Regions from separate parts of the Homo sapiens genome. Here regions 1 and 2 are each linked to region 3. A link is a loop called in an ENCODE intact Hi-C map of the cell type or tissue named here. Cell type or tissue: mammary epithelial cell. All regions are shown on one strand. Links, peaks and the distances in the headings refer to the core of each region. The heading gives the core; the rest is flanking DNA.

Region 1 (8,712 bases), core at 3,713-8,712, 280 kb before region 3:
CATATTGTGAAGTAGTAAGTATAAAAGGAAATATTTAACAATAGAAGTGTAGTAATTGCTCAGAACATTTTCTTTGCCTTAATAAAATACGCTGAAAATAAGCCAAGGGAAGAAAAGCTAAACAAATTGAACATATTGGGTATTCAGAAATGTGAAGAATTTTCTATTAAGGCAGGAAGAAAAAAAATCATGTCAGGGAGGAAGAAAAAAACCTGTAGAACTGACAACAGAGTTGCCTTAAAGCTAATGTCTATGTCATATGAAAATATGCCAACGTTTATTTTGATTATAAGCTATATTTTGATTACAAAACTGTTATTCAAAACATAGTAATGAGTACATAAAGTTGACCTTTGGATGTTAATAATATATGTGAAATGAAATTAAAATCATATATAACTTTGCTATTTTTTTGTCCTGTAATTCAACTTTATGTTTTGTTAAGTAATTGAAGACCAAAGTTCCGCATATTTAATCAACAAAACTAAACTAAAATAATTTTTGTTTTAAGGTTTTCCACAATAAAAGCCAGTTTGTTCCACCATTCAAAGGTAACTCAGTCATCCATGAAACTGAATACAAAAGAAATTTCAAGGGTTTATCTCCAGTGAAAGAACCAAAATTAAGAAATGATTTGAGAGAAAACAGAAATCTTGAAACAGTGTCTCCTGAAAGGAAGGTATTCATCAACTTTTAACCTTACAAAACAAAATCCCCGTTATTTTAGATTCTCCACGTTTTCGTTTACTTACTACCACCTGGGAGTTTTTGGTTTTCACTAGTTCATTAATTCATTTGTTCATCAAATGTTCATTGAGCCAGCTACTAGGAGCAGACATGGGTTGGTACTGAGAATACAAGGCTGGCAAATAGCCCCAAGCAGCTCTTGGGCTAGTGGGGAGACAGACATAAATAAAAATGATACAGCATGATGAGTACTTAACAATACAGGAAGTAAGTCTAATAAGTTTAGTATCAAAGTCAAGTAAGTTTAATATCAAATGACTGGATTTACAGTAACCTCCAGGGGTAACAGTAGTGATAGAAATACTTATTTTAAGTTATGGAAATTAAACACATACATACTTATATGTATTTTATTTTTATTTATTTTTTTCGAGACAGAGTCTTGGTCTGTCGCCCAGGCTGGAGTGCAGTGGCACGATCTCGGCTCACTGCAACCTCTGCCTCCCGGATTCAAGCAATTCTCCTGCCTCAGCCTCCTGAGTAGCTGGGACTACAGATGCACGCCACCATGCCCGGCTAATTTTTGTATTTTTAGTAGAGATGCGGGTTTCACTGTGTTGGCCAGGCTGGTCTCGAACTACTAGCCTCAGGTGATCCGCCTACCTTGGCCTCCTGAAGTGCTGGGATTACAGGTGTGAGCCACCACACCCGGCCATCACATGTATTTTAAACCAAAGCTTTAGCATGCCAAATTATAGCCAGTATAATTCACATGATTTACCTCAGAATATACAAACAACTGCTTCTGTGTGATATTACAGCCATTTAATTTGCAGAATCAGGCTAACATGATTATAAATTACAGGTAATTGGGGTATAAATACTATTTTTGAATCTCCTGGAATGTTGATACCCGATACTTTATGGTCCTAAAAATAGAAAGTATGTAATTACAAGTAAATATGACTAAAAGTAAAATGATGTATACACACACACATATATTAGGCCTATGATATTATTGGAGAAAAAAAGAATTGTTATTCAGTAAAGCGATTTGGTAACTAATTCATCAGGATCTTATGTTTAATTACTGTAACGCAATTGTAAATTTAGAATATCAAATTCAGTATGTGGTAACATTATTTAGATATGTATTTGTTAACTTAAAAATTTTCTTCCTTAGCCAAAGATCTAAAATCTTTATTGTTAGAAAATGAAACTATATCCTCAGCTAAACTTCAAAAATAACTAACCAAATATACTAAAAATTTCAAAACTTCTTTGTTGATTTCTTATGGTTTTTATTTTCTTTAGTATCTAAAGCTTCTAAAAATAGAAATGTCATTAAATATTCAAGTCTAACTTTATAACATGCATGTTTTCACTTTAATGTGTAACATCTTAAGCATAAAAAGCTTAAATGATTTCCATTTCAGAGTAATAAAATAGACGATCGTTTAAAATTGGAAGCAGAGATGGAATTAAAAGACTTACACCAGCCTAAAAGGAAGCTTACTCCTTGGAAACATCAAAGGCTTGGGTATGTATTTTAATAGGAAAATATGGTATTTCAATGATTAACATGGTGAAATATTTACTTTCATTTCATTTCTATTAGGAAGGTGAATTCCGAATATAGAGCAAAATTTCTGAGCCCAGCTCAGTATTTATATAAAGCTGGGGCTTGGACACATGTAAAGGGAAACATGCCAAATCAGGTGAGTGTACATGACCTCAATAAGCCTACATGTTCTTTCAGCCTCTGTTAACACTTTAATTTCACAACGAGTTCCTTTTGGTAATAGAGACCACAATTTAAAGAAGTATGATATAATAATAGCACTAATAGTATCAGGAACTTATGTATTAGAATGTAAATTATCATTTTTTTTAATGCCACTGGCTCTTCAGAAATTAATATTTATTGAGGTCTTTTAAGTTTAATGCTTTTTACCATCAAACATTTGATTGTGTTAATAGTCAATTTATAGAATTGTATCATTATAGATTCGATTATTTCATAACCTCCAGACCTCCACTGTCTCAACTGAAGATTAATTTTCAAGATGAAATAATTTATCTGATAGTGATGCCCATTGTCAATGTGTACTATTACAGTTTGTAGGCAAAAGAAAGGTGAAGTTTGTGTTGTTAGAGGTGTGAGCTACAGTTTTGGGGTACTCTGACTTGGGAGAAACTCTGGGGATCTGAAGATAGGTTTGAAGGGAAGGGTAATTCTAGAGTTGAGAATTGCTACTTTAGTACTAGCTTCTTATACTCAAAGGATAGAGAATGGAACCTTTTTGTTATTGTATTAATTAGCATCTTTCAAATCATATCTTGACTTTTTTTTGCCTTTTCTGTGAGAACAAGCTAAATTAAAATGTTTCTGTTTAGACATAAGTAAACATCCCACTTCCCCCTGTCATTGTAAACAGAAGGATAATTTGGATGGGGAATGAGTCTTTTATTTAGCTCATTACTTAAAACCATGGCCCACAATTATATATAATCAGCCTCTGGGGGAAGGGGCTGGTGCTCGGGTGCGCTGAGCTGCTGGTTCTTTGAGCTGCAGCTCCCAGACATATGTCCTGGCGACTGCCATGCTGTCTGCATATTGTTTCAGGAGGTCACTTGATTCCTTCCACCGTGGCCACTCTTTTGCTTTCTTTCTACTTCTCTATTTGAGCACGGCCTGAAGACAGCACAGGCAAAGTAAAAGACAAAGCTCAAAGCTGTCCCGGATATTATCTGGGGCAATGTTCATATATTCACCTTAGTGAAATCAAGTTAAAACTAGGAGCATCGAAAGCACCCGTGATGGAAGAAAGGCAGTGAGTCAGCTAAACTCTTGAGCAGTTTATGACCATCCCAAGTCTTGGCAAAGATCTCCCTGACTGAGGAGTCTGATAGTGGGAGTGAGGAAAAGCAGGACAGAGGCAGAACAGTATGTGTGGCTGGTAAATTGATGTCAGCCGCTGGCCTGTTGTGTTTAGGCGTGACACTAGGTTGAGGTTATGAGAAACTCTTTGTTTTGAAGACTGTGTTTTCTCTGAGATTTCTACGCTTGATCTCAGCCAAAAGGCCGAGCAGCGATTTCTTTAAACTAAGATGAGTTTAGGCATCAGAACTAAACATCTAATTGAGAAGATTGTTAAAACTGAAGTCATAGTAAGATGAGATTCCTTATCCTGCCTTGATGGAAGAGAACATTGTTGTTGTCAATTTAAGATAGACTTTTCAAGGTTTCCTATTATGATATCTTGGTAATGCAGCTTTTTTTGCTTATTAAATACTATAATGGTGGTTGTAAATATTTAAATTAGTGGTATAGTTTGCCTTAATTTCTTTGAGAAAAATAATTCAAAAAGTAAATTGAAGTTGGAAAAGAATAAGAATTTTTAGCTAAGAAGTCAGTGATCATTGATGATAACAGTTTTAGTTGACCAGGTTATAGACATTTAATATGAGCCATGTTTTACTTATATCTCTTGGAAGTCATTTACTATAGGCATCTGATTATGAGGTTCCTAAATATAAGGTACAGTACTCCTTCATTTTCCCACTCCTAACATTTCAGGAAGGAGTGTATTCACACTCCTCACATGCACTCAGACATAAGTGACTTTGTTGTTGGAATATTAACTCACTTTTTGAGTCACATTAGTTTTCGAGTCCATATATCATCTTTATTTCTTTCTATGTTTGAGATATACTTTTTGAATCTGTTTATAGTCTAGTCACTGGAAATTCTATGCCAAGTCCCAGTTACCTCTCATAGAGCATTAGGGTGGTTGGTTTTATTTGCCCAGTGGTTGTGTATTTGTCATCTCCATTATAATAACCACTTGACTATTGCTTTTTAAAATGCTCACTTAAGGGATTGTTTCTTAATAGTCAGCAATTAGAACTTTTTAGGTTCTATCCTCAGAATAACTACTTAATCTATGTTAAACTTCTTTTTTTCTTAATTGTTAGGTAATCTTTTCATCATCGATTGGTTGAGGTGATTTTATTCCAATGTGTCTTCCACAAATAGGACTGTGTTTCAAGATAAAGTCCTGCATTTGAGAGATGTCCTGTAATTTGACAGACATTGTAAAGACTAGGTATAAAGTGACCCCTCATTTTGGGGGGATGGTTTTTGGGTAAAAGGAGTTTTTATCCCCAGTTTCTTGAGTTTGAATTTTCTGCATATGTTTTAAATAATTTAGTTGAACTCTTAATTTGGACAAAGAAATTCAGAAAAGGAAACATTCTACTTATAATTGTATCATAATATATAATATGATAACATTACTTGGCCCAGAAAGGTGTGTGTATGTTGTTGAGTTGGGAATGGTTTATTTCTATCCTTTTTGGTGGCTCTGGCAGTTGGCTATAGGGATTGTTCTATTTAACATTGAGTTCATGCTATTGATTTTTTTCCTCCTCTTTTTAGTAGAACATACTACTTTGGAAAATGTCAGCCTTTTAATTTTTCATCTTAGTTTAGGGCTAAAGATATTTAAAATCATATTTGTAAAATATAATATTAGCACTGAGATTAATAAAGATTGTTGATATAGTAAATTTAAAGCACTTAGTTTTAAATGTCAGTAACAAATAGAACTGAATAAATCAAAGTCTTCAGAATTTTTATGAAGTATACTCTCCCCCTCCTTTCTAAATAAAATTGACGTCAAATAAAACTGGATGACTGTGTACATGGAGGGTATTCATCCATCCTTTCATTCATCATGCATGGATAGATGCAGCTGCCTCTGCTGTCCCTTCCACCCCCACTGCCCCGTCAATCTACCCAACACAGTGCAGGACTGATTGGTCCCCCTTTTGAACTACTCCTTCAACTTACATTTCATTTCATTTGTTTATTATGGCATAGACCCCCATCAATATTATGACAATTTATGTACAGGTTGGCTCACTGAGTGCAGGGAGTTTCTTGCTTATCTTTGGCTGCCATGTTTAGCTCAGGCATACCACTTAGTCTGCACTCAGGACAGGTTGTGGGCTCAGTGCTTAAGTGCTGCGTTTTCCCTCACCTCAAGAAGTTCATAGGTTGATGGAGGAGGAGGGCATGTGCAATTAATTCCAGTAAAATTGAATATGTATTAATGGGGATGTGCCCAAAGAACTCTGAGAACACAGAGGAGGAAGTGATGCTGAGGCATGTAGGTGATGGAGTGGCCCTGAAACATTTGAAGCATGGGGGCACTTACTGGCAATAAAATCTGGAGTATATCGAGGCACTTTATAACAAGGTTCCTGTGCATTCAGAATACCCTGGTTAGAAGTTCAGTAGAGTTAATTCATGTACCTCACTTCTACCTGTTAAATGCAAAAACCACTGCTAGAAATTTTCTTTAAAGGTATAGGAGTTGATAGAAATGATAAATGAACATAGCTTTTTTTTTGGCAGTGAAGAAAATATTTCAAATTATCCTTTAGGAACTTTTTTCAGGTATGGTTCATTAGAGTAGGACTCTGTTGGGATTATATGGTTTCTTATGCCATATAGGTGCTGTCTTTTGCTTTGGCCAATTCCCTAGAGATGTAACACTTTCATCTTTGCATTCAAAATCGTACCTTGTTAAGGAGCTATGTTTCTACAATTGCTTTTACATTGCTGTTTCATTATTTGCTTTTTTTTTTGCCCTGAAAGAAAAGCAATTCTAGAATAAAGATTTTCTGTCTTGATGATTTAAAAAATTAGTGTTTTTTGAGATTAAATAAAGATACTGAACAGAATTTTAAGGGTAAAACTTGAACTTAATTTTTTTTACATTGTGGAATTGTACTTGGAGAAGCCAGCAGGTGGCAGTATGATGTATAAAGTGAAAGGTTTCAAATGGGTATGAAGGCTGCTTTTTTCATCAGAAAATGTTACTTGCATATTAAATAATTCATATCACTTTATTATTCAGCAGAACTTTTTTATCCTGTCCCTTTGTTGAACACATTGCAATTATGATTTTATGGGCTATTATTTTAAATTATATATTTAGTACTTTTTTAAAAAAAAAAAAGTTGAGATTTTGCTGATTCCAAGGGAATATTGAGGAATTTGGAGAGGGAAGCCTCATAACCTCATTCATCTCCCAGTGAGGGCTTCTGTAGCAGTAGTAGCTGTATACAAAGCCATGAAATAAAGCTGGGTTAGGGATTTTTGGCGTGTAAGTACTCTTCCAGAGGTAGGGAAATAGGAATAATAGTTAGATTGCCTAATTTATCTGTCATCAGCAGCATCCTAGCCATGCAAGAATGTGGCTGGTTTTCAAGATAATAATAAGGTATCTTGGTTACTGAACTAATTACTAAAAATCCCAAGAAATATTGATTGACAAGTTTGGTAGATATTTAGAAGGGAGAATAATGTGTTTCATTGATTCCCATTAATATTCAATTATGGCATTAACCTATCATTAAGTGTGTTTCTGTATTCCTTCTCTAGGGTTCTCTAAATGCCATGTGGTATGCTGAGGTTGGTTGCTTTTGAGTTTTTAAAAACTATAATCATAGATTACTTGTGTAATTTCAGTTGGAATAAAAAGTAGGTGTCAATATTTTTCTTAGCTGCTATGAATTTCTCCCTGCCTGCTGGTCTGAAATAAAATAACTGCATCATGCTTTAGCTTGATTGTTTTAGTTTTTGCTTAAATGCACAGTCTGATGACTGTATGTGGCTAATTTTGCCTTCCTTTGTCTTTGGTCCCTGGCTGTATTTGTGCAATGTCTTTGATATGCTACTTGGTGCTGTTTGTAAAGAAGCATTTACAATAGTATATGATGTCTGAACTCTCCTGAATAGGTTAAAGAACTCCGAGAAAAGGCTGAGTTTTATAGGAAGCGAGTTCAGGGGACGCATTTTTCTCGGGACCATCTGAATCAGATTTTATCTGATAGCAACTGCTGTTGGGATGTCTCCTCAACCACAAGCTCAGAAGGAACCGTTAGTAGCAACATCAGAGCATTAGATCTTGCTGGGTGAGATATTCTTTGTGGATGGCAAAAAAAGTTTGTTGAAGCTTATGTAGATCATAGAATGATATAGGAAAATGACCTGACTACTCAAAATGTGTCTCCTAGTCGAATGGAATTGTGGCAGCCATTTATTTCATTTTTATTCTCAGTGAAAAATAAAGCAATGTAGATTGCTTTATTTATGTATAAATAACACATAATGTAAATCTGGAAGGCTAGATTTTTATAATATTTTTTGTTGGCAGTTAATAGCGGAGTAGGGATGATTACATGGTAGATGTAAAAAGACCTTTAGAAGGTAAAAAGAAAGTCAACAACAATAAAAAAGTAGAGACTGCAAGCTATTAATACATAGCTATTATTCATTAATAGATTTTGTGGCTAATTCAGAACTTGGCTGCTGATTTTATGGAAGAGCGCTCTGCTGTTCTGGGTTAAAATGAACATGATTTAATTATCTGTAAGTGAAAGTAATTGAAGAACTTAGACCATGGGGTCCTAGTTTATGTGTGTAAATGCCAGTTTAGGGCTAGGTATGACTTGTGTCAGCAGATGTACACAAGCATATGTGAAGGTAGGAGTAAAAGAAGATAAATACATTTTGGAATATTTTAATAGAAACTCCAGATTATGACTTTCATTTATTTTGCTATAAAACGAATTAGATTTCCTTCTTCAATACCTGAGCAAGGCAATATCTATGGAAAACATGTAGTTGTGAACAGTAGAAGGAAATGATGGACTCACTAAAATTGGTGTTGATTAGAAAAGTGCAAACTATTCACATTTAAAATAAAATTGATTTTGTTACGCAGAGATCCTACAAGCCATAAGACTTTGCAGAAATGTCCTTCTACAGAACCAGAAGAAAAAGGAAATATCGTGGAAGAACAGCCCCAGAAAAATACCACGGAGAAATTGGGTGTGTCAGCTCCCACCATACCCGTTAGAAGGCGGCTGGCTTGGGATACAGAGAACACAAGTGAAGACGTACAGAAACAGCCCGGGGAGAAAGAGGAGGAGGACGACAATGAAGAGGAA
Region 2 (10,142 bases), core at 5,143-10,142, 120 kb before region 3:
TGGTGACATGGTAATAATGACAGGTTAAACACTGGTGAGAAAAGAAACTTATCTATTGGCTCATCATGGACTCAGAATTCCTCTGCCAGGTAGCATAGGAGAGAACGTGAACCTGCCAGTCTGCTGTATAGAACTTTTATCATGAGAGATACAGGAGTAAGTTTCCATTGGAAAAATATACAAGTTTTCAAAGCCTCATGCCATTGCCATTTCAGGGGCTACCCTGAGGACAACTCATTTCTTGAGATCACTGGGGTAAAAAAGCACATGACCTGAAGGTTTAAGTACAAGCTGTGAAGTATTATTCCTACAAATTGTATGTATGTTTAAAAATTCAATCCAATTCAAAGCTCAAATTCAAATTAAATTAAAAACTCAAGTGATGGGTAAAATTTCCCAACTTTTCCACCATTCAGACAATGATTTTTTCTGAATTTCTTTCTTTTCTTTTTTTTGTTTGTTCGTTTGTTTTAGACAGAGTCTTGCTCTGTCACCCAGGCTGGAGTGCAGTGGTGCAGTCTCGGCTCACTGCAACCTCCGCCTCCTGGGTTCAAGTGATTCTCCTGCCTCAGCCTCCTGAATAGCTGGGATTACAGGTACACGCCACTATGCCCGGCTAATTTTTGTATTTTTAGTAGGGATGAGATTAGTATTTTTAGTAGAGATGGGGTTTGTATTTTTAGTAGAGATGAGGTTTCACCATGTTGGCCAGGCTGGTCTCGAACTCCTGACCTCAGGTGATCTGCCTGCCTTGGCCTCCAAAACTGCTGGGATTACAGGCATGAGCCACTGCACTTGGCTGATTTCTCTGAATTTCTAAGTCTGTTGGAGTCTTTACTTCTTGCAACCTTAGTCCTTAGTAATGTCTTATATTCCTCATAAATCACAATCATAGAAATGTAGGATATTAAGAATAGAAGGAAACTTAGAGTTCATTTAGAGTTAAGTCTTCATTTTAAAGATGATGTGGTTAAATATGAGGCATGGGTAAAGGCTTTGTTCAAAATCTCACATCACTTGCAGACACAGGACCAGAATTTGGGACTCCTTTCTCTTAGGCCAAAGTTCTTTCCCTTATATTACTTCATGGATTGTTACGTTTTCCCCCAATACTAATTTTCTTGGAGGAAGAGATTATGCCTTTTACTTCTTTGTAAGTTGAATGAACCCATATGGAGGATCTAAGAGGCATAACAACAAGTAAACCTTTGCCCTAATAGGGAAAATAAGCAATGAAATATAAATAAGTCAGTATCTATCTGGATTTCAGTGTTGAGAAGGATTCAGCAGTGATATCTGGATTTAATAGAAAGGAATGCCGTGACTGATTAGTGACGTCTGCCTTGGGTATAGGAGGAGGAAACACAATACATATGTCAATGTGTGTATTTCCCTCTGACCAATAATAAGTCCTCTTAACGATATGAACCACCTGGAGAGGATGTACATGGAGAAAAGGTGGGGAATATGGATACCTATTCTACCTATTCAGCAACAAGAACAGGAATCAATCCTAGCTTCCAATGTGGTGACATATGCTCCTACCGGATTGTCTCACTGCTAACTTCTTTGTAACCCCTAAAGCTATGGATATCTAGTAGGCATTCAATTCAATAAGCACATATTAATTAATTGAAATTGGGATATAAACCAACATTTTCACAATAGAACTTTTCATCCTTCTTTGGAAACCCCATATCAATCGAAGTATTTGGCACTTGGTGCATTAAAATTCCTTGTGGAACAAAAATACAACCTTCAAAGCAGGACCATGAATCTCTGGATTATCAATACACAATCCCATCTGATATAAAATTAAGAATATTGTAATCTGATGATTGTACTGTGTAAGTAGCATACCTTCTATATTCTTTGAACCACTCCTCAAAAATGGCCAGAAGGCACAAAAGAAAAGGGGGGATTCAGAAAAATCTTCCTCTAACTTACGGGATTTTATGAGTCAAATTGCGGGGAAAATCTGACTCCGTGTGGACTTCTATTCTGTATGTCATGCTTCTTCCGTAGGTTTGGCTTGCATGATGTCAGGAGTTCCGGAAGTCAAAATAGCGTGGGGGCATGGATCCAATATTGACTCATATTGAGTGGAAGAAATCTACGCCAAAGTCTGGATGAGATAATTTGGTTGTGAGTGCTAGGATGTGACTGCTGATGACAGAGGAAAAGGGAAACCAAGGTGTAAGTTTTGGCTTACTGACTACCTACTCAGTTAAGACTGAGGATAGCATGAGATATGATTGAAATGTTGCTGATGTGTCATGTATAACCATAGCCAGTTTTCAGAAAAAAAGTCTAGTTGAAAAGAAAAAAGAAAGTTTTCAGCCCCTCTGTTTTAGTAATATGGTCACACCTTGGCTCCTGATGGCTTTGCAAAACTTTTAAAGTATATCTTGATGGTGACTTATTCTGCAGTCTCAGAACTGGCCAAACCAACAAAGTGTGAAACCTCTAGTTTGCATGTGCAACAAAAGGTGTTTTACAGGCAGAAAAGAGAGAGAAATTTCTTTGTTTGCAAAGTTGACAAGACAGGAAAAGATCACAAACGTATATACTTATTGTAGTGATAATGTTCTGAACAAAAGAATCATATGTTGAAAGATGAAAATCTAATAGCAGATGTTTCACTGCCAGTCTGGAATGCAGGACCAGCTGCATAATTTGTGGAAACAAGTGCAAAACGAAAATGTGTGTCCTTTGTTTGAAGAGTTATTAGAAATTTCAAGGAAGTGACAACAGAGCATTAAACCAAGTGTGGGCTGTTCTAAGTTCAGGGTCCTGTCAGACTGCACAGGTTGCATGTCCATGAAGTCAGGTTGGCTGGGATGTCTAGGCAAAAATTTCAAAAATATATTTCAGAAACAATTTCAAATTATACTTGCAGTCTTACTATGTTTTAAGGAATTAAAGTGTGATTACTATCTCACAAATTCTACAGAAGAAAAAATCTCAGAAACTAAAGCCTGATAGGGTGTAGTTATTTGAATTCACATATCTAACGTAGAGGTACATGCAATCATCTCAATGGATATTGATAGATTGGGGGATGGATTGACTAAGGGTTCCATCCTCTTTGGGAAGATCTTGGATTTAGACTCAGTTCTGCATTAGCCAGTTGAATGAATTTAAGCACATCACTTGTCTTTCTGGGTCTGGATTTACAAATCTAAAAGGTAAGGGGTTGACCATAGATAATCTATAATTCCATAATTCTGTGCTTGGCCATGCCATCAAGAGTTATTAGAGCTTGGATTTTAGCCGTGTAATTACTCTTTGTAAACAGTTGCCACACTGTAAACATATTCTTAATATAATCTGTTATTTTGAATAGGCATTCTCAATTTACAAGTGGCTAGGCAGTATATCATTCCCTCTTATGGATCCCACTATTCTTAACTCCTCAATCCTAGTACTACATTCCAGTGGAGCAATCAAGGACCAGGCAGAACTAATTTTTACTTATTTCCAGACAGTTGGGAACATTCCTTCCAGTGACTCAGAGGTTGGGCATTGGAAGGTATTGAGAACCTGCAAAGTGTCTCAGGCTCTGACCCAAATCCCTGTGCCACCTGCAAGCACGTTCTCTGGACGTAATTTTTCTTGAGCAGAGCAACAGTAGAGCTTTGTATGCAACAATGTAATTTTTACATTCTTCACTTGCTTAACATGAGGTTTGGTTCCACATAAATGTTTTGATCTTATTTATTCTTTGGGAAGATCGCCCCTCAAAGAGCTTTCTGGCTTTTTTTTCCCACATAAAAGAATACACGAAATTGTCGCAGTCAGCAAGTGTTGGCTAAAGAGACACAGCATCATGTTTCTAACATTAATCATAAATATTATTTAATTAAAAACTAGTTTCTTACAGGTTAGGCCTGATAACATCGGAATTAGAATTTGAGGGCAAATAACTCAAAAGAGAGCCTTAGGCAAGCATTCGAATTTACATTTATTCAGTGCTCTTTATGAGCAAATCTCCATGCTAAAATATTTTAGGGAAGAGAAAGCCATCATAAAAGCAATGAAACAATTTCTGATTTTCAGAAACTCAATCTAACATGGCAGAAGACACGCGAATAGCTATCTTCAATCAAGATTGAGGAATCAGAACTCTTAGAAAAGTATAAACCAAGACTTGTATAGAGAATCTAAGATTAATTTTAAGGAGGATAATTTTGGAAAAACTCAGGGAGATGGTAATTTTTAAGCCGGGCTTGGATGGATGGCTACTACTCTCAGGGGCACAAATGAGGGGAAAAAGAACTCAAGACCAAAGAAACAGCATGAGCAAAGGTCCAGGGTACTTTTTTTTTTTTTTTTTAAAGAAATGACTAGGCCGGGTGCGGTGGCTCACGCCTGTAATCCCAGCACTTTGGGAGGCCAAGGCGGGCGGATCACGAGGTCAGGAGATCGAGACCATCCTGATTAACACAGTGAAACCCCGTCTGTACTAAAAATAGCACAAAAAAAAAAAAAAAAAAAAAAATTAGCCGGGCGTGGCGAGTGCCTGTAGTCCCAGCTACTCGGGAGGCTGAGGCGGGAGAATGGCGTGAATCCGGGAGGCAGAGCTTGCAGTGAGCCGAGATTGCGCCACTGCACTCCAGCCTGGGTGACAGAGCAAGACTCCGTCTCAAAAAAAAAAAAAAAAAAAAAGAAATGACTAGTCATCCAATGTGCCAAAATAATAATAAACTTTTATTAGTGATTACTATATGCCAGGAAAAATTCCTAGCACTTTATGAGGATTACCTGATTTAATTTTCAACTGAAGCATGGAAGAAGATACTATTATCAAGCCAGTTTTACAGGTAAGGAGACTGAGTCATAGAAGATTTAAGAAGCTAACTCACAATCATATAGCTAGATAGTAGAGGAGTCAGGAATCAAGTTTGCCCCATAACTGCAATACTGTTATGTACACAGTACAGGTAGAAATGCAAAGTGGGTTTGAACCAAAGAGTGGAGGGCTTTTTGTGCCATCCCAAAGTGTTGTACTTCATAAATAAATTACAAAGGAGGAGAAAGAATCCTATTTTTTTTTGTATCTGAAAGACAAAGAAATAAAAAGTTAAAAAGATTCTCTGTTAGTACTGATTATTTGGAACAATAAATTGTTTAGAGCTATGCTGTTCAATATAGTAGCACCTAGCAGTATGTGCCCATTAAGCGTTTGAAATACGACTAGACCAAATTGAGATGCACCGTAGGCTTAAAATATACACTGTATTTCTTTCCTTTTTTCTTTTTTTCTTTTTTTTTTTTTGAGACGGAATCTTACTCTGTCACCTAGGCTGGAGTGTAGTGGCGCGATCTCGGCTCACTGCAACCTCCACCTTCTGGGTTCAAGCCATTCTCCTGCCTCAGCCTCCCTAGTAGCTGAGATTACAGGCATACACCACCATGCCTGGCTAATTTTTTTGTATTTTTAGTAGAGATGGGGTTTCACCATATTGGCTAGGCTGGTCTCAAACTCCTGACCTTGTGATCCACCCGCCTCAACCTCCCAAAGTGCTGGGATTACAGGTGTGAGCCACTGCGTCTGGAACTCCCCCTGGGAATATTCTCTACACTGTATTTCAAGGATTTAATATGACAAAAAGAATGTCAAATACCTTATTAACAATGTAGTATATTGATGCATACTGAAGTACTATTTGGGATATATTGGTTTAAATACAATATATTTTAAAATTATATTTACCTTTTAAAAAAACTTTTATTAATGAGGCTACTAGATCATTTAAATTTACCTGTGTGGCTTGTATTGTATTTCTACTGGGCAGTGCTGATCTAGAGCAATTTGAAACTTGTGGTAGATATTTTACTAACCAACTCTGATGAAGGACTTCCTCACCAAATTGTTCTTTTAACCGCATTCTTTCCTTGCTTTCTGGTCATTTGCAAGAAAAATTTTAAAAGGCTGCCCCTTTGTAAAGGTTTGAGAGGCCCTAGAATTTCGTTTTTCACTTGTTCCCAACCACAAGCAAATGATCAATGTGCTTTGTGAATGAAGAGTCAACATTTTACCAGGGCGAAGTGGGGAGGTACAAAAAAATTTCCAGTCCTTGAATGGTGTGAAGTAAAAGTGCCTTCAAAGAATCCCACCAGAATGGCACAGGTGGGCATAATGGGTCTGTCTCATCGTCAAAGGACCCAAGGAGTCTAAAGGAAACTCTAACTACAACACCCAAATGCCACAAAACCTTAGTTATTAATACAAACTATCATCCCTGCCTATCTGTCACCATCTCATCTTAAAAAACTTGTGAAAATACGTAATCCTCAGGAGACTTCAATTAGGTATAAATACCAGCAGCCAGAGGAGGTGCAGCACATTGTTCTGATCATCTGAAGATCAGCTATTAGAAGAGAAAGATCAGTTAAGTCCTTTGGACCTGATCAGCTTGATACAAGAACTACTGATTTCAACTTCTTTGGCTTAATTCTCTCGGAAACGATGAAATATACAAGTTATATCTTGGCTTTTCAGCTCTGCATCGTTTTGGGTTCTCTTGGCTGTTACTGCCAGGACCCATATGTAAAAGAAGCAGAAAACCTTAAGAAATATTTTGTAAGTATGACTTTTTAATAGTACTTGTTTGTGGTTGAAAATGACTGAATATCGACTTGCTGTAGCATCTCTGATAGGCTGTCATCTCTTGTAGGCAGTCATTTTGAGATTTGGTGTTATTTTGTTAATTATTGACTAGATGAGTTCCTTGACTAAATAATCTAGATATTGTTTTAACCTTCTGCTCAGTTTGTATAGAGACTTAAAAGGGATTTATGAATTTTCCAAAAGATGGGCATAATATGGGTATGAAGCATAATGATGTTAATAATTTTGTGGTGGGAACTCATTCAGTTGTGATAGTCAAGGAGTATGCAGATTGAAAAAAATGATTGGTTATTAGTTTTTGACTTCTCAGACTCTAAGGTCAAGATTAGCATTAAAAAGGTAATAGGAAATGTTTACAAATTAAAGTCAAAAAGGTCCTTAAAGCTTTGGCTTAAAAAAATAACTGATAGGTGATTTTCTCCAAAAAGTGATTTCAACATTCTGCTTCTCTATCTATATTACTTGTGAAGTATTCCGGAACTTCGTTGCTCACTGGGATTTTGGAAGAATTATGATTCTGGCTAAGGAATGTTTAAAAATTTTAAGTGAATTTTTTGAGTTTCTTTTAAAATTTTATTGATGGTTAATGAAAAGTTTTTACATTTTAAATATTTCATTATTTGTTTAAAACTTAGCTGTTATAATTATAGCTGTCATAATAATATTCAGACATTCACAATTGATTTTATTCTTACAACACAAAATCAAATCACACACACACACACACACACACACACACTCGCACATGTTTGGAACTATCTTTTAAAGCTCGTATAATAATACCCTACAGGAAGGCACAGTAGATGTAATAGAAACCTGTACCATTGGGGGGCAGTATTTTATAGTGGGGTGGCTTTGCTGTTTTTTGTTTTTGTATTTTTTAGCCTAGCTTGAAAATACTTTCTTTAGCTTACTATAGTTTTTGGGACCTTTGGAGTATCAGCTTTGTTGAGCTCATTTGTGACATTGCAATTTAATGGTTATATTGGGAAATAAAAAAGCTAAAAGAACATAATAGTCTTTGTCTATATCTCACATAAGCCTTTTGGGAATACTTATTGTTAGAACTAAGCAGAAGAGTTGAAAAGGAAATCAGTGAATATTGTCACATCTGAGTTCAATGAAACTTGAAATATATTTTTAAGGCAATTTATGGGCTAATTGTAAACCAATTTTTTCTTTTTTTTTTTTTAGAATGCAGGTCATTCAGATGTAGCGGATAATGGAACTCTTTTCTTAGGCATTTTGAAGAATTGGAAAGAGGTAAGCTGAATATTCCCATTTGGCTAATTTTCCTGTTGCTTGCTTTCTGATGGATAAATTCACATCATCCTCTGTTTGTGCTCTTTCCTTCCAAGGAGAGTGACAGAAAAATAATGCAGAGCCAAATTGTCTCCTTTTACTTCAAACTTTTTAAAAACTTTAAAGATGACCAGAGCATCCAAAAGAGTGTGGAGACCATCAAGGAAGACATGAATGTCAAGTTTTTCAATAGCAACAAAAAGAAACGAGATGACTTCGAAAAGCTGACTAATTATTCGGTGAGGCTATTTAAATTCTTTCTTTGGTTTCATTGCCGAGGGTCTTGCAAAGCATTTATTCTCCAGAAAGTAGACATTAGCTATTTAACAGTTGCTAAAGCTATGAACTCAACTCATGGCTGAAACTCTACCTTACTATTTCCATTCGTGTTTGGGTGACTTTGCAAAGCCAGTAAGAGAATCGCTGAAGTATGTAATGTAGAGAAATGCTGGCATTGTAACTATTGCGTAAAGACAGGTGAGTTGACAAATCCAGTGAAGAGGAAGTAGGTGAGGAAGAAGCGGGGAGTACTGAGAAGCAGTTCTCTCATTGTCCCTTGCTCATATGATGGAAATTCTCTTACTTTGAATGAGAGGCTGTCTGTCTTAATGGAAAGAGCAGTGGGAGGAGCTGAGAAGATGTGTGTTCTCCTCCCAACTCAGCCACCAAGGAACTGTGATGAATCACATGGCTGGCTGGGGCTCAGTTTCCTCATCTTAAAAGGAAACTGTTAGGCTCACTGTATAAGTTTGATGACCTTCTTTGCTCCAAAACTCTACAATGCAAAGAATAGAAAATGAGAATGAGATAGAAGAAAGCTACAGTCTTTGAATAGGTACCAGGGACACCCCACTGCAAGTCTCTAGCCAACCTATCAGATTGTACTGCCCAATTAGAAGCAAGAATGGTTGCTGTTTGTTTGTTTTTAGGGAAAAATAGATAGAATTTATACCTTATGAAAAGATTGTTCTATCAACTCTCTATCAACTTTCAGAATATCTCAGCTGGAGAACTCCTTAGACTCCTAAGTCTTACCTCATGAACTTGTATCTTTAAGTTATGGCTTCTATAAACAGAAAGATAACGTTGAGGCATAAAGACAAATCATGTTTTTCAAAATGTTTTCTAGAAGACAAAGGCCTCTAGATTCCTTTGGGGTTGACTTTGATATAAATGGGCTCAAATGAGAGGGACCAGGGTCTTCAAGCTAGCATTTGTGTTCTTAGGATATGTGCTCAGCTTTCACTATTGCTGGGCCTGCCTCTCACTCCTCTCATGTAAGCCCCCAGAAACAGAAAGGAGAGACATGGCAACAGGTCTCCTTTGGTTATAAACTAGACACTCAGCACTTGTTTCTAATCCAGTGGTGCCCCTGGCTTACTGTTCAGTCCTGGATAAGTCTCTTAGTTTCTTGGTGATGATTTGAACATTGGAAAGTAAAATCTGTCACTTGCAAACACACAGCTTGTCGAAAATTTTTTCTACTCTGCAGGAACTGGGCCTTAAAAAAATGAAAAAAAATCTGTGGTTTCTTCCTTCTGGAAGCTACAAACCTCCTGTTTCTTGATGGGCAATCTTGAGTGAGCTCTATTAATTATTATTCTCTTTGGCTCAGTTGCTAAGCTATTTTATGCATGTTATGCCCTTTGACAATTAGTCTTTAGCTGTAATCCCCCAGCCATCCTCAGAAATGTGGTGAGTAGCCATAGTGTTCCCAAGATTAGAAAAAATGTAATGGCAGAGCCAAGAGGAAGGTAAATGGTCCACATTTTATGAAGCATCATCTAAATGGCCCTATTGGTTAGAGTGAGGAGATGCAAGTAGTTCAATTTGCTTGCCTAGAAGGCAGGGTACTGGAAAAGTTGTTGCAATTCTTAATTTTAAACTTTATATATCAGTAAGCCATATATAAATATGATTGGGGGTGTTTATTTTAAAATCTATTATGGAAATTGAGAGACTGACCTAATCTGGGAGAAATTAAAAATTACAGTTTTCACTCGTTTTGGATTTGGTGTTTTCTAGGGTACCTAACCTAGATCAGTGGTTCTCAAACTTAGGTGGATGTCAGAATCACCTGGGGAGCTTAGTGAATGCACAGGGCACAGTCCTTCCACTTCATGCACCTGGATCTCTGAGGTCTTTGACAGGTTTCCGGATTAATCTGCTATGCACAACAGTGAGAATCATTGACCTATAGTTACTC
Region 3 (10,846 bases), core at 2,898-7,897:
TTATGCAGCCAACAGACACATGAAAAAATGCTCATCATCACTGGTCATCAGAGAAATGCAAATCAAAACCCCAGTGAGATGCCATCTCACACCAGTTAGAATGGCGATCATTAAAAAGTCAGGAAACAACAGATGCTGGAGAGGATGTGGAGAAATAGGAACACTTTTACACTTTTGGTGGGACTGTAAACTAGCTCAACCATTGTGGAAGACAGTGTGGTGATTCCTCAGGGATCTAGAACTAGAAATACCATTTGACCCAGCCATCCCATTATTGGGTATATACCCTAAGGATTATAAATCATGCTGCTATAAAGACACATGCACACGTGTTTATTGTGGCACTATTCACAATAGCAAAGACTTGGAACCAACCCAAATGTCCATCAATGATAGACTGGATTAAGAAAATGTGGCACAAATATACCACGGAATACTATGCAACCATAAAAAAGGATGAGTTCGTGTCCTTTGCAGGGACATGGATGAAGTTGGAAACCATTATTCTAAGCAAACTATCACAAGGACAGAAAACCAAACGCCACATGTTCTCACTCATAGGTGGAAATTGAACAATGAGATCACTTGGACACAGGGCAGGGAACATTACACACCAGGCCTATTGGTGGGTGGGGGGCTGGGGAAGGGATAGCATTAGGAGAAACACCTAATATAAATGATGAGTTGATGGGTGCAGCAAACCAACATGGCACATGTATACCTATGTAACAAACCTGCACTTTGTGCACATGTACCCTGGAACTTAAAGTATAATAATAATAATAATAATAATAATAAAAGAATCTTACAATTAAAGGAGAAACAATCAAGCTACTGATAGCTACCGTGCTGTCTCACCAACATGATGATGGGGAAATCACAGGAAGGGTGCTTAGAGGTGCAGACCAGCAGCACCTAATCCAGTCAGACGGAGACCTTAGGGAGGAGAGACATTGGGATGTTTGAGCATCCCAATTTTGAAAAGCAGGAGTTCTCCAGGAGAAGAAATAGTAGAAAAGGTCTTTACGAATTAAGAATACAAATTATGGAAACACAAGAATGAGTAATGAGCCTGCTGCAGTCGAGAAACCGCATTATTATTATTATTATTATTTTTTGTGGCTAGTGCCTGGTTATGTGTAAGAAACATTTTATTATTGATACATAATAGATGTACATATTTGGAAGGGTACATTTGCTATTTTGATACATTCATATCATGCATAATGATCAAATCAGGATAATTGGGATATTTTATTTTTAAAGGAATGTTGAAGCAGTAGGCAGGAGCTGGATCATGCCTTGATATAGAGTTTGGACTTGGTGATAAGGCAGTGGGGAGCCGTAAGAGTTCTAGTGCTGTCCTCACACTCACTTCTTTAAGTGTCTCCCAGACCATTTGCTTTTGAAATGTGGCTCATCAGCTTACCACTTTCAACTACTGAAGGAATCATATAAAAGTCTTCCTGGCCGAGGTACAAACTGCTTCATTTTTAATGTCTGCATTTAGAGTATAGTATACCCTGGCCTGATCTCACATCTTTGTCTAATTTCCAGCCTTTGTCTAGGTTACAGCCTTCTTTAACTCAGTGGTCCCCAACCTTTTTGGCGCCAGGGACTGGTTTTCTGGAAGACAATTTTTCCATGGACTGTGCAGTAGGGATGGTTTTAGGATGATTCAAGTGCATTACATTAATTGTGTACTTTATTCTAGTACTACATTGTAATATATAATGAAATAATTATGCAACTTATAATGTAGAATCAGTGGCAGCCCTGAGCTTGGTTTTTTTTTTGTTTGTTTTCTGTTTTTGATGGAGTCTCGCTCCGTCACTCAGGCCAGAGTGCAGCGGCACGATCTCGGCTCACTGCAACCCCTGCCTCCCAGATTCAAGCAATTCTCCTGCCTCAGCCTCCCAAGTAGCTGGGATTACAGATGCCTGCCACCACACTTGGCTAATTTTTGTATTTTTGGTAGAGACGGGGTTTCACCATGTTGGCCAGGCTGGTCTCGAGCTCCTGACCTCAAGTGATCCGCCAGCCTCGGCCTCCCAAAGTGCTGGGATTACAGGCGTGAGCCACTTCGCCCAGCCTCCTGAGCTTGTTTTCCTGCAACTAGATGGTCCCATCTGGGGGTGATGGGAGACAATGACAGATCATCAAGCATTAGATTCTCACTCATCTCCTGAAGCTCATGCCTTTTATATATAAAATACCTACGGGAATTTGGTTAACAAAGGCAGCTAAAATGATGTGAGGACATGAAGTCCAATAGGCAAATATTGGATCAGAACATTATGCCAGAGATGTCCGGAGCTCTCTGGGAGGTGTTGAGAGATGAATGAAGGGTGGGGGATAGGCACTGACAACCCTTGGAGAGCCAGGTGGAGAGGTAGTGATGATTAACTTTAGTTGCTCTCCCACAAGGCTGGGAGAAATTAATGAGCAACAGAATGAATAAGCAAGTTTACTAAAGTTTAGGCAACTTCAATGACTTGAATATGCATAATGTACCACTGCTAAGACATAGTTGAGTAAAGAGGTATGCAACTAAAAATTCCCCAGGCTTCACTAGATTATGTTAGAAAATACATTAATTACAGAATATTCAAATCCTGTGGTTAATTGTCTTCATTCCTGAAACAAAGCCCAAAGTCCTTGCAAAGTTGCCTCCCCACCAGCCTTTTTGGAGCCATCAGGGCATATGCTCAGAGATAAATCTGCTCATATGGCACCTGCTACCTTCCTGGCATGCATCTCTCAGGTGTCGTCTCAGGAGATTGTCCCTCTCCTGCTGGGTGTCACAGACTTGGGGAGCCTGCAGCCAGGCACTGCCACTGAGCCTCACCACTGAGGGGTTTATGAGGCCATCCTGGCTTTAGGGGCTCCAAGTGTCACGTTGACCAAAGCAGTCCATTTTCATCTGTTTTATAAAGGGTCCTGTGTATCTCAATGGAAAAGTATTCAGCCTTCTAAAAGATGTTTGAAGACGATTTCACCAGAGCTTCCATGGAGCCAGGACCCTGCTGTATTTCAGGGAAAAGTGGGCAAGTGTTCATTTTCCAGCTTGATGCAGAACTTTGTTGCCTGGGGAGCAAAGTACCGCTGTTCAAACTCCAAGTCTTACAAAATTGCTTATTAAAATAATTCCTGACATTTTGGCTTCTACATCTTTTCTCCCTAGGTGTCAGGCCTAATCAGTGAAGTAGACTGGAATTAAACACCCCATCTTTTTCTGTCAGAGTTCTCAGTTGTCACCAATTAAAATCTAGTAGTAGCAGAAAAGGAATTTATTAAAGAATATAAGATTTCCCAGGAGGCCGGAAAGCAGGCTGGGAGGCTTCCCAGCCAGCACCAATTCTCAGAGTCACAGTAAAGAACAGACCAGGTGGGAATAACTGCTGACTCCACCAGGCACAGACTCCTGCTGGTACTAGCTCGTGGTGTGACCTTAGCCATCCCTCCCTCTAGTAACTGAATTCACCAGCTGCCATTCTCACCAGAGTGGGCTCTAGGTGGCACTTGTTTCTTTGCAATACATGCTTGTGATTAGAAAACTTGCTGAGGTGCACGTGATTGTCTGGGTCTGTGTCACAGACCAGTGTACTGGCTGCAGAGGAGGTGGGGAATTCTCCAAATATAGGAAGTGTGTTCAATTGTGTTGAGAAGCCCAGACGAGTGATAACATGTTCACTTGAACATCGCTGTCCTCGGGTTCTCTTCCTCTCCTCTATACCTACCCCCAACTACACCCACGCCAAAGCCACAGTACCTTTCCTCCTCATCCACTTAAAGCCAAATATTTCATTAGAATTGAATTATTTGAGGCCTGTCACCACCACCTCACCAAACATGCCCAGACATGACTGAACCTCAGCACTGGAAACACTTAGGCTCAAGCTGAAAGTTTCTTAAGTGCTACACATTAGAAACAACCAACCATTCCTAAACTAGTCCATGAAACCACAGGACACTAAGAAAGGATAGCCCAGATCTAGTAAAGAACACAAACATGTTTTCATGACAGTGATAATAGATCTTCGTTTACACCACCACTGATTTGAAAGGCTATACTGTTTGTTTTGTTTCTTCTTTTATTCTTTATTCAATATTCAACTTAACTATTGAGTGGACCTAAGCACTGTTAATAAAGCAGTAAACAAAGCCCTGCCCATAAAGTGTTAATATTCTAGAGGGAGACGCAGACTATGAACAAGGACTCAAATGCATACACAGTGTAAGTTCAGACAGTGATAAGTACATTAAGGAAAATAAAGGAGGGTTAAGGAATAGACGGTGATGGGACTGATGCTCATTTATATTGAGTGGTCTGGGAAGGTTCAAGCAGATTTGAATCATGGAACAGTGTAATATGAAGAGATTTGGGATCAGAGGTGCCTGAGTTGAAAACATACCCAGGAGCTAAAGTGAGAGGAAGAAGGTCAGAGTGTGGTGGAAAGAAGCCTGAAGATGAAATGAGACAGATAAATAGGGCCAAAATATGGAGGTTCTTGTGGGCCACCATTAGGAGTTTAGCTTTTATTCTAAGCATAATTGAAAGCCATTGGATAGTTCTAAGATGAGCAGTGATGATAGGCTTAGACTTACATTTTTTCAAAGTTCTCACTGGCTGCCCTATAAATAGTAGATTATGGGGTTTTAAATTGGAGATGAGGAACCTCTCAGTAGACTTTGCTGTGATCCAGGTAGAGAAACATGTTGGGTTGGACGAGGGTGGGAGCAGTGGAGATGGTGAGATCAGATCAGGTTTGGGATGTATTTTGCAGCCCAGTCTGTCAGGATTTGCTGATGCTTTGTATGTGAAAATGAGGCAGAAAGAATCCAGTATGAACTTCTAGGAAAGCACTTTGTGACCGATTGTATTTTATGGAAATGACTACAGTATTTCCTGTTAATATAGTTTTCCAGAAACTTGCTACTCCCTCATCAAGAGTTGGAGTCTGTGTCCTATCCCCTTGGAACTAAGAGGGCTTTTGTTAGACTTTTAACTATTAAAATATGGCAGAAGTGATACATGTCTTTTCTGAGTCATTAAAACGTGATCCCACTGCTGCCTGATTTCACTGGGACACTCATGCTGTAACCCAGCTACCATGCTGTGAGGAAGCCCAGGTCGCATGGAAAGGGCCAAGTGGAAAGGCACCCAGGCCCCAGCCCTCAGTATCAGCTATGCTTCCTGCCAACAGTCAAGATTTTCTTGCTAGCTTTTGAGTGAGGTTTATTGGACGTATGCTCTCAGATGCATGACTGGATCCTTCTCATTACTACACTTATTCCAGTCCTTGATTTTTGTCTACAAAGTGATTTGAACTATTAGAAAACGTCCCCAAAGCAGGCTATAAATGGCCCTGAGCTCAGTCTCCATTTTGTATGATTCACAGTGCCCTTCTCCCCGTTTTTCCATCAGACAGGACATCTTTCTCTGAACCTGTCGTCCACTCTGTTCTTATTCCTCTGCTGCCCTCTAGGGGCCATTAGCCACATTGCCCCATTTAGATCCTTTATGCTTGGGGGAAAAAAAAAAAGTTACCATTGATTGACTGGAAGGAACTATTCTAAACACTTCATATATACTTACTCCTTTATTCTTGACAATCCTATAAGGCAGATACTACTATTAGCCTCCTTTTAAAGATGAGACAACAGAGATTAAAAAATTAAGTAATTTGTCTAGGCAAGGTCCTACAATGACAAAGCTGGAATTTGAACCAAGGCAGTCTTGTTCTAGAGTTTATATCTGCATTATCCTCCTTCTCCTTTGGTAGGACAAAGTAGATCTATTGGGCATGCATATGAGACTTGTTTACATCTATACCTTGTAAAAATAAATTTGCTTTTAAACTTAGGTATTTATCTTTTGCCTTGATGACGGCAGCAGGTGCCTAAATGGCCTCCCCAGGCATGAACAGATTCCCCACCAGTTCTGCTCTCCATGCGGTAACCAGAGTGACCTTTTTAAAAAATTGTGAATGAATAAACTAAAGAATACTTTCTCTCATCACCTCTTCTCTATACAGAAAAAAATATAACCAGTCTTACCAAAAAGTTAGATTAGTCAGCTAAGCAAACAGGGTTCGAATATTCTAGCACCCTGAAACCACAGTCTAAAATGGTCTTCTGATGTGTGGTTATAACACTTAATATACAGTGTTTGTCTCTTAGTAACTTTAGGTTTATCTTATTCAGCATCACATTATTTATCCTGTAAGGAAGTAAGCATATCTTCTCTGTTTCATAAGAAGATACCTTACTGTACAAAATGGTACTGTGGCCTAAAGTCACCCAATAAATATGGTGCAGGTTTGGAGTTGTTACTTAGAGTAGAATGCAACTCCTAAAATCTAAATATTTTTCAAAACCTGGATGAGATGTGCAGTGGAACCCTGTAAACACAATCTTTTTTTTGAGACGGAGTCTCGCTCTTTCGCCCAGGCCGGAGTGCAGTGGCGCTATCTCGGCTCACTGCAAGCTCCGCCTCCCGGGTTCACGCCATTCTCCTGCCTTAGCCTCCGGAGTAGCTGGGACTACAGGCGCCCGCCACCGCGCCCGGCTAATTTTTTATGTTTTTAGTTGATACGGGGTTTCACTGTGTTAGCCAGGATGGTCTCGATCTCCTGACCTCGTGATCTGCCCGCCTCGGCCTTCCAAAGTGCTGGGATTACAGGCAGGAGCCACCGCGCCCAGACAACACAATCTTAAACAGAAGCTTTATATGTAAACCACATAAAAGCTGCGCAAGTTGAATAGGAGGCAATAAATGAGGGAGGTGTGTGCTTGGGCCTCTAGAAAGACATAGGAAGCATATTTGAGAAATCTCTAGGGCTTGGCTTCAAAAACATTATTGTAAAGCATGTGTGCATCTAAGGTAACGGCGCTATAACTTGTAATAAAGATGGGAAGGAGAGAAGCTGCCAATCCCAAACTGATGGTCAATATTTGTGGATTCCAACATTCCCAGTTCCTTTATTTATTTCTGGACTATCTAGTTTTCTATGGCTCATCAAATAAAAATCAATATGCCCATATTTACACAAAGCCACCTTCATGCCCTCTTCCAGGAGGAACCAGAGAACTTGAGACTTCCCAGCTACAATTTCCAACCTTGCTCTTCTGGGTTTTCCATTCCATGTTGAGCACTCAGAGATTTTACTAGGTTTAAGCTTTCTTGCCTGGTGGGTGGGAGTAGGGAGGGGGGTGGAAATGAGGTGACCATTTATTGAGTATTTGCTCTGAGGCAGTGGTGGTGGGGTCGGGGGTTCCTTCCTGCTTATCAGAGCTGTGCACCTGCTCACTTGCCAGATGATATGCAAAAAAGAATCCAAAGAAGCAGCAAGAAAGCCAATACGTTTTCTTAGATCAAAATGACATATCCCAAAGCTCCTCTCTTTCCGATTATTTTTGATGAGAGCAAAATTATTATACTCAACTCCAGTGTGAATCTACATCACAGGGGGAGATTATTTTAGGTGAAAATTCCCTTATGATTAAATAGATGTTTGTGTGCTTATTTTTGTTGTTTTAAGAATCCTCCAGGATAATTCTGATGCAAACAGGCCTAAAGCCAGAAAGACTGACATACAGGTTTATTTGATAAATTGAAGTTTATTAAATACTATGACCATTATTTTCTGCATTAACCTTATAATATTGGTCACTTGTCTTCCTTTCAAGTTTAAAAACATTTTTTTAAACAGGCTTGAAACCTGCGGGGAAAACATATTATTGTGACATATCACATATCACAACATATCACATTGGCCCTGAGGATTAAACTGTTTCCAGATCCATCTGGTCTGACAGACATAAGTGATTGATTCTTGCTTGGTCTGTAACACACCCCAAATGCATTCACCTGCTATGCCATTGCCCCCTCTTCATTTTCTACTATGAGCTTTAAAAAACTGGAGTTATACATCTCATGGCTCTTAAACTAATGCATGGCTTGTTCCTGACTGCCTTCCAGCACTGGAAGAAAAAAGTAATATCTTTGTGACAGCATGATTACTTCCACCTGTGACAGCTCTTCTCCATTGTGAAATCTGCAAAGAAATCATCTGGAAGGGGAAAATACATGTGTTCTGGGATTAAAGACATAACAGGCATGTACTGAATGTGTCAAAAAATTTGAGATGTTGAGGGAGCTGAAGACAAGCCCTCTACATTGTAGATGTAGTACCATAAGGAATTTTCTAAAGAAGTCTTATGAAGCAATTGTTTTCAGTGGTTTACTACATTTATGAATCTTCAGCCCATCAGTGGAAAATATGATGCTCTGAGAGTCAGCCATGAAGCTGGGCTAGAGTGGGGTGCTAGTTTATCTTGAAAGATAGTTCTTTCAAGATGTATAATGCCCTGTTTCTCCCAGCTATTACATTTCACTTCATTTCTCTAGACCACAGGGTTCTAAGACACTTAGTCTAATTTAGAGGCAGTCTTTTGTTAAGACACCACTGAAGCATATAAAGTTCAGCCAGTGGGACCCAATTGGGTAGCTTTATAGAGAGAAGTCCAGATTTAGTTATCAATGTTAATAGGTAGGTCTTTTCATTAATGTCAGCCAACCAATGTACTACAACACATCATATTGTTTTTTAAAGGACACATCTAATTAGCATCATGATCAGACTATTACATTGAGCAGTCAACAGCATGGGTGCAAAGAAAAATTGACATTAAAACCCTTTATAGGCATGGTTTACACTTTCTACAGAACAGAAACTAAAATAAACTGTTGTACAATTGGTCACAACTACAGTCCTTGAGATTTTTGCCCATACACATGAATATTGTCAAAAACATGTCTTCTTTGTAGCAGCTAGGTCCTACCACGACTGTGCTTGGCTGAGTTAAAAAATCTGTTGTAACCTGTAGTTTCCTTGTCATGTTTCCAGCTGTCCTCTCCTGCTAAGCTTTGTCTCGTGACAGTAATTAAAATCTGGCTGGGCACAGTGGCTCATGCCTATAATCCTAGCACTTTGGGAGGCCAAGGCGGGTGGATCACGAGGTCAGGAGTTTGAGATCAGTCTGGCCAACATAGTGAAACCCCATCCCTACTAAAAATACAAAAAATTAGCTGGGTGTGGTGGTGGGCACCAGCTACTAGGGAGGCTGAGGCAGGAGAATTGTGTGAACCCAGGAGGCAGAGGTTGCAGTGAGCCGAGATCACGCCATTGCACTCCAGCCCGGGGGCAACAGTGCGAGACTCCGTCTCCAAACAACAACGACAAAAAAAAAAAAAAACAAAAACAAAAAACAGTAGCTACTGCTGTAGCTACTGTTGCTACTGGAACCACCATAGCCACCTTGGTTTCGTGGTTTGGCAAAGTATTGGCCTCCACCACCATAGGGGTCAGAGCTTCTGCCTTCAAAGTTTCCTGCCTTCATGGGTTCAAAATCTGAAGACTGATTGTTGTACTTGCCAAAATCATTGTATCTTCTACCACTTCTGCAATTGCTTCCACTACCACTGCCAAAGCCCCTTCTGCTTCCGTCGTTATAGCTGTCACAGAAGCCACTGCCCTTGTTTCTACAACCCTCTCCACCACTTCCATAGCCTTGGCTTTCTTCAGAGTAACCAGGGCCACCTCCTCCATAACCAGTGTCATTACCAAATCCATTATAGTCATCCTCACTGCCACCATATCCACTACTATCACAGCTGCCGCCAAAGCCACCATGACCACTGAAGTTTTCTCCATGACCAAAGTTGTCTATCCCACCAAAACTGCCTCCATGACCACCACCAAAGTTTCCAGAACAATTTTGGCTTCTTTGCCTGGATGAAGCACTAGCCACCTCTTGCTTTGACAGGGCTTTCCTAACTTCACAGTTGTGGCCATTCCCAATGTGGTATTTCTGAATGACAGTCTTATCCACGAAGTCATGGCCATCAAAGGTGACAAAAGCAAAGCGCTTTTTCTTGCCACTGCCTTGGTCAGTCATGGTTTCAATCACTTCAATTTTCCCATGCTGTTCAAAATAATCTCTTTGGTGATGTTCTTCAGTGTCTTCTTTAATGCCGCCAACAAATATCTTTTTCACGGCTAAGTGGGCACTTGGTCTCTGAGAATCTTCTCCTGAGATAGCTCTTTGGTTGTACAACTCTTCCATCCCCTTGTGTGGCCATGCATGCATCTGCCTCCTCCACAGTGGCATTTGTGACAATCCCAAAAGCTCTGGAGCACTTGGTGTTTGGATCTCATTGCTACACAGTTTGTGAGCATTTCCCCATTACTCAAAATGGCTCCTCAGGCTCTCAGCGGTTGTTTCAAAGCTCAACCCTCCAATGAGGAGCTTCCACAACCATTTAGGCTCTTTAGGAGACTCCAACTTAGACACGACAGCAGTGGGAAGAGAGACTTTAACAATGCTTCCTCAACAGCGTCCCCTAGCAGAAAGGAGAAAACTAACAAACGTATCTCAACACACCATATTCTAAACTTTGAAAATGGACTCTGTATTCAATTAAGTTTTCTTCCATCTGGTCAGTAGGTTCCTATGCAGCACATGCTTGCCATGTTTGTTAGTCACTTGAAAGCTTACCTCAAGGCTGGATGATTGATCCAGAAAGTCCCAACTCATTCAGATGTCCAGGCTTGTGTATTTATGAATCTACTCTTGGTCCTGAACCACCCCATCGGAAGGTGTGGTAGAGGAATGCTATCAGCTGCAGTCAGAAGGCTCACTACAGGGATGAATCCTAGCTCCAGGGAAACAGACAAATAATGAAGACTCCAAACCGAGAGAAACTGCACTGCGATCTAGAACCTGGACTCCTTAGGTATATGTTAATTTGAAAACATATTTAACATATTCCACCTGCCAG

Evidence for each region. Hi-C counts contacts between places; a loop is a spot of excess contacts. Peaks named below come from ENCODE experiments on the same cell type or tissue, not always from the same donor. Only the 100,000 strongest peaks of a DNase experiment are listed, where the experiment ranks them.
Region 1: a loop joins it to region 3, with 13 times the contacts of the local background. A loop is called at or near these places in 58 of 110 quality-filtered maps.
Region 2: it touches region 3 in a loop (14-fold over the local background); 23 of 110 quality-filtered maps call a loop at or near these places.

The regions. Positions count from the first base shown.
Region 1 is chr12:68,315,040-68,323,751 of GRCh38, reverse strand. MDM1 (Mdm1 nuclear protein) reads left to right here. Exons shown (of 15, transcript NM_001354969.2): 5 at 512-679; 6 at 2,124-2,227; 7 at 2,306-2,405; 8 at 7,142-7,171; 9 at 7,499-7,674; 10 at 8,487-8,712. Among named protein-coding and RNA genes, the nearest start is that of MDM1, 13 kb to the left of the region's middle. In mammary epithelial cell, for the core only: a CTCF peak has its summit at 6,505 (motif pointing right); no DNase peak of the experiment used is centred there.
Region 2 is chr12:68,155,946-68,166,087 of GRCh38, reverse strand. IFNG (interferon gamma) reads left to right here and starts at 6,348. Exons shown (of 4, transcript NM_000619.3): 1 at 6,348-6,586; 2 at 7,829-7,897; 3 at 7,993-8,175. The coding sequence starts at 6,473. In mammary epithelial cell, for the core only: a CTCF peak has its summit at 7,461; no DNase peak of the experiment used is centred there.
Region 3 is chr12:68,035,280-68,046,125 of GRCh38, reverse strand. It overlaps the pseudogene HNRNPA1P70. Among named protein-coding and RNA genes, the nearest start is that of IFNG-AS1, 51 kb to the right of the region's middle. RefSeq lists an enhancer at 3,670-3,919. In mammary epithelial cell, for the core only: CTCF peaks have their summits at 3,471 (motif pointing right) and 5,484 (motif pointing left); DNase peaks (open chromatin) are centred at 3,835 and 5,455; H3K27ac peaks cover 2,507 bases.